2 separate regions of the Mus musculus genome follow, and region 1 is linked to region 2. A link is a loop called in an ENCODE intact Hi-C map of the cell type or tissue named here. Cell type or tissue: left cerebral cortex. All regions are shown on one strand. Links, peaks and the distances in the headings refer to the core of each region. The heading gives the core; the rest is flanking DNA.

What was found. Peaks named below come from ENCODE experiments on the same cell type or tissue, not always from the same donor. Only the 100,000 strongest peaks of a DNase experiment are listed, where the experiment ranks them.
Region 1: a loop joins it to region 2, with 8 times the contacts of the local background. A loop is called at or near these places in 2 of 42 quality-filtered maps.

Annotation. Positions count from the first base shown.
Region 1 is chr6:45,270,101-45,273,036 of GRCm38, reverse strand. All of the region lies in intron 1 of Cntnap2 (contactin associated protein-like 2), which reads right to left. Among named protein-coding and RNA genes, the nearest start is that of Cntnap2, 210 kb to the right of the region's middle. In left cerebral cortex, for the core only: no CTCF peak of the experiment used is centred there; a DNase peak (open chromatin) is centred at 1,290.
Region 2 is chr6:45,061,371-45,064,306 of GRCm38, reverse strand. The region is part of intron 1 of Cntnap2 (contactin associated protein-like 2); the gene reads right to left. Among named protein-coding and RNA genes, the nearest start is that of Cntnap2, 2.8 kb to the right of the region's middle. In left cerebral cortex, for the core only: a CTCF peak has its summit at 1,526; DNase peaks (open chromatin) are centred at 1,560 and 1,857; H3K4me3 peaks cover 1,348 bases.

The DNA.
Region 1 (2,936 bases), core at 141-2,640, 210 kb before region 2:
TTCTATTATATATATGTGTATTTTTGAAGACACATGATACCTATAGATAGAATAAGAAATCTCAAACAGAGAAAGCAGAGTTACATAGATGATAGATCATTGGGAGAAGAGAAAGACAATTAATAGAACTTACAGTGGGGGTCCTCTATATCTCCCAATTTCCCCTACCACCCTAGCCCACTACTGTCTCCCTTTGATAGCTGATTGTGTTCCTCACAGAAATTTTCTGAATGTGACAATTAGCAATATGGCTTTTTTAAACTCTTTTATTATTATTATTATTATTAATTATTATTATTAATCATTCTATTCATTTACATATCAAATGATATCTCACTTCCAGATTACCCCTCCTCAAGACCCCCATCCCTCAACCTCCCTCTCTTCCCTCCACTTCGCCTCTACGAAGGTGCTCCCTCATCCATCCACCCTCTCCAGCCCGATGCCTACCCTAAACTGTGGTGTAAAACCTCCATGGGACCAAGGGTCTCCCATCCCATTGATGTCAGATAAGGCCATCCTCTGCTACCTATGTATCTGGAGCAATGGATCCCTTCCTGTACATTGTTGGTTGATGGTCTAGTCCCTGGGAGCAGTGGGTGGTCCAGCTAGCTGATGTTGTTCTTCCTATGGGATTACAATCCCCCTCATCTCATTCGGTCCTTTCTGCCAGCTCCTCCACCAGTCCCTGAGCTCAGTCTGATAATTGCCTCCAAGCATCCACATCTGTATTGGTCAGTTCCTGACTGAACCTCCCAAGGAGCAGTCATACCAGGTTCCTGTCAGTGACTATCCCTTGCAAACTGCAACAGTGTTGGGTTTGGTGTGTGCATACAGAATGGAAGCCAGGCAGGGCAGTCTTTGGATGCCCCATCCTTCAGTTTCTGCTCCATTTTTGTCCCTGTTCTTCCTTTGGACAGAAACATTTCAGGTTTAAAAGCTTTCAGATGCGTGTGTGGCTCCATCTCACCACTGGGAAACATGCCTATCTACTTGTACCTGGTCTTGACAGGTTCTATCTCCCCTTATTTGCTAAAATCATCTCTGTTGGGTCCTGGGAGCCTCTCGGTTCCCTGGCATCTGGGACCCTACAGTGGGTATCCGCAGTTCCTCATCCCTGCCCTGCTAGATATTTTTATTAGATATCTGACCCCTTATGCCTCTCTTCTGTCCAGTCCAGTACCTGATACTGCCCCCCTTCTTTCCTCCACCTCCTCTATTCCTCCCAGCTCCTCCCTCCCTCCACCACCATCCTGTTCCCCCTCAATGCAGGACTGAAGTTTTCACACCCTGGTTTTCCTTCCTCTTAAGCTCCATATGGTCTGTGGGTTGTTATCATGGGCCTTGTGAGACTAAAAAACCACAGTGCTTTTTTGTTTCTCTCTTGTTCTTCCTGTGTTTGATAGTTACCAAATACTTAAATTTCTGTAAGGAAAAAAAAAAAAGGAAGTAAGAAAGTTGATCTTACTTTCTTCTTGAGTACGTTTATTACTAGATTTGCCCAAAGAATATCTTTTTAAATATAGTACAATCTTATACTCTCAACAAATAGAATCAAAGAAACAATTAAGGCATGCTTAAAGAGGCTTTTTATGAATCAAAGGAGGCCCGATATCTTTAGCATAAAAGAACAGGAAATTAAAATGGTATGGTCATTTATACTGCCACTCAACCACATACTGAAAGGATGTACTTTAATTCTGTTTCAAAAAAAAAAAAACCAATAATATTTGGAATAGAAAAAATAGAATTTAACCCTTTACCCCAAAAAATACAGATTGTGAAAATTAAAAAATAAAATGAGATCATCTCAAATAAGTTAATATGTCCTTTGCGTTTCTATGTATATATTTTCATACTTTGAATAAATTGAGGAAAGTGTAATTGATATTGCTAAGGTATAATATTTCCATGGCACCCATAGGAATACAGATTCTTCATAATGATAATAGATAGATTCCACCTTAAAACCAAAATTCAAATCTCAAATTCTCAGTGGGCTCAAAGAAGCTTAACTATGTAACACTTGATGAAAGTCTGTTCTGTGTTATATTTTTAATCATCATTTGAAATTTGGTTACAGGCATTTATATCTTCTCATTGTCTAATCATGACTATTTTATCTTTTATTTCTGATCCCTTGACCTTACGATCAGATGCAATTCAATTCTCCACTCAAGAACAGAACCTGTCCTACAGAGCACTGAGAAGAATCTAGTCTCTGCCACGAAGCCACAAAACCAATGGAGGCAATTTCAGTCTTTCAGAACAGCAGGGTACCATTTAGTAATTTACCTCCTCAGGGGCATTAATTGGTGCCCCTGAGCACTGGAAGAGTTAATTTACCTCATACAGTGAACACTTGAATCCACAAGAAGTGGATTTAGTGCATCTGAGAATAAAGTAAGATTAAGACAGACACATTTGAAACAACTGAAATCCAGTACTACAGCTGATGTTCAAATCAAAAGAAATGTAGTTAATGTATCATTTTTATTCCACAGATATTTTACAGACTTAGAGATATTAAGTTTTATGCTCTTTTCTTCTCATTCACAACCAGGTATTCTTACTACAAAATATTGACACATTTGAAATTAACACAGGATGTTGAGCCATTCTTAAAGATCATGGTGCATTATGGTAATTTTCCAGGATAGTCTCTGTGCAATTTAACTAAAAGCAAAGAAGAGAGAGTAATGAATGTGCCTGACAAGAGTAAGCCATCTGGAGATACCTCACCATTGTACTTGGCCATGAAATGAAGAATCACTATCTCACTTCAGTCACTATAGGGCAAGGGCCACCACAAACAGAAAGGATTCATTTGTTATTGACCAATTTCCTTGAAAGTGAAAAATCTCCTTGTGAATACCTGTTAATGTCACAATATGCAATTATTCCACAAGAGAACTTCTCTGATGTTCAAACTTGTT
Region 2 (2,936 bases), core at 294-2,793:
ACATATTTGCTACTGCTATTGAAACTGTGCATCTCACTAAACTTGGAGCTCAATGGTTGGCTACATTGACTGTTGAGTATTCACTGGAAATATATTTGTCTTCATTCCACCAACAGTAGACTTACAGATGTGTACTATGAAATCTTCACTTATGTTGGTTCTGGACATCCAAACTCAGGTCCTCTTGCTTGCACAAGATGTAGTTTAGTAAATCAGCAATTTCTCTAGCCTATATTTAAGAATTTTAATAATATTAAATACTAGATTTTGCTTAAGAATTTTAAACAGAGAATATATGTATATTATTTACTGTATTTGTAACAAATAAATATATCACTTTTAAATGAAAATTGATTGGACATCACGGGCTCTTTATCTTTCAATCAGTATAAAATTTATCAGACACAAAGGATAATTTGTTCACTTTTAAAGATTTTAAATACATTTTTGCTAATAGGATTTATTAATCCAAACAAATGAAATAGAAGCTTAAAGAAATTATAGAACCTGAAATTAGTGCTACTCAAAATAATAAAGAAAAGACATTATAAAAAATGAAGATATAGTGTACATAATACTTTGAAAATCTCACAAATGATGAAATATATATATATATATGCATATATTTCTCTCCGTATATGTTTAAATTAGATTATATGAAAATGTATTAAATACATGGGAGCATATTTTTATAAAAATTAGTTATACCTAGTGGCAAAGGAGCAAAACATAAGAATTATCATATTGACACTGAGTATCAGTGTCAATGCCTATAAAACAAGATATGTATTTATCTCTGATCAGTTATCACTTTTCTTTTTACTGATTTGCATTATCTAAAAATTACATAACCCTTCTCCCTATGAGTCTTGCTTCTCAAAATCATGTTTTCAGTTAAAATTTTCTTTGCTAACAAACTTGTTATTCTGTTTGAAGTAGAAGTAAAGTGACATTTGATTTCATATTATTTTTGTACATTATATTTGAAAATACCATGTAGATGAAAATATATGTGTTCAGTAATAATAATCTATAGACTATTCTCATGGATTTTATGACAGTCACTTGAAGCTGTACAGAAAAAGGCCTAGCTATAACCTTAATAATATAATAAAAATCATAAATATTTCTATAACAATTAATTATGTACATATTTACATCTCTATTGATATCTATATGATATCATATGTTTTATGCTTCTATATTTTGTGATATATTTAAACAATATATAAGCATGTGTTTATATATGCTAAATGCACAGTGTATTTGTAGGACATTATTTACATGCATGCAAAACACATTTTGTAATATGAGAGTTAGGTAAATCATATGAGAATGGCTTCATAGGAATCACATAAATTAGCCTTTATTAGTAAATACATAAGAAAAAAGTCAGTCATACTTAAGGATCAAACTTACTAAGTCCTAGTTTAAGCCCCTTATCATTTAGGGCAGCTCTGTAAGTCTTAAAAGCATGGTCTAATCAATTTACCCCCTAGTGGTGAAGTGCTCCTTCTTAGCGTCTCATATGAGCCTTCACAGGAAAGGAAGCATGCATTTCTCAGACCAGGATTGCATCATTCTTATTATCACATATAAATAGATCATATTTTATTCAAAATAAAGGTAAGTTTCTTTTAATTTAAAATGAAATATGTCTACAAACATACGATGAGGAGCCTGTATATACATGCCCAGATCAGCAAAAAGAAACAAGCCTTAAGTAAGGGTTCACCGGAAATGTATAATATGAAACTCAAAATATTAATCATCTATGCAAGAATTACTCTCTATACCACAAACTTATTCTGAAGCAGGGTGTTTGAGCATAGCCCTCATATTTTCTAAGCACAGAATACACAGACTATTCCTTTTAGGGTTTTCTACTACTTTCTGTGTCATGATGACCCCTCCTGGTTGAGCTGTTCATTAACTTAGATTCATGGAGTTACTATATTTCTGCTTTGAACATTTCTATGTATTAAAAACATAACCGTCATGCAGTGATACGAAATACAACATAAAATGCATATTTTCATTATGTATAAAAATGAAATAAATTTGAAAATTCAAGCTCATCAGTAAATTTATGTATCACTCATTATTAACCTCACTTTGATGTTTTAGGGCAACTTATATTTGTGTTTCAGAGTTTATATTCAAATGTAATAAAACCTTATCTAAACCCAATATATATATATTTTAATTAGTTTAGTTATGAAATAACAACTAAATAAACCCTAAAGCTCAAACACAAAAATTTTAAACATAGTGATCATTGTGTTATTCTTCAATGAATTCTAAGTAGTGAAAACTAAGCTCATATTTTTTGAAATAACAACTTTTGAATCTTTGAACTATACCAGTGCAATAAGGGCAAATACAAAATTGTGGATTCATGGTTAAATTTTAGACTGACCTTTTTCTACTCAGGCATACCGAAAGATGAGATACAGAATTCTGGAAGCTACTGGGAAGTAAGGACTCTGATAGGAATGTATGACATATTTTAACTTTTAGTAGGTCTGTACAAAAAGGGGGAGCAAATTCTATACTACTATACAATCACATTTTAAAGTGAAATTCCATCAAAATAATTTACTAATGGTAGCTTTATAATTTCCGTTTTAGTGCATACAATCAACACAGATAAAAACAACACTCATTTTTTTTAGGTTTGTTTGTATTCTGAGAATAAATTAAAGTTTCAAGTTCACTACAACTTAGTTATCTCCTTTTTTTGCATCTCTATCTTTAAACACTGCAAAGAATTTCCTGAAGGATACTTGGGGAATATATCCGAATATTACTAATCATAGTACTGGCGATGATTGCTCATCAAAACATGCAAAACATATTTCATGGCTGCTCTTAATATTTTATACAGTGGAATAATAATATTAATATTGAAATACAGACAAAGGTAAACATTCTTG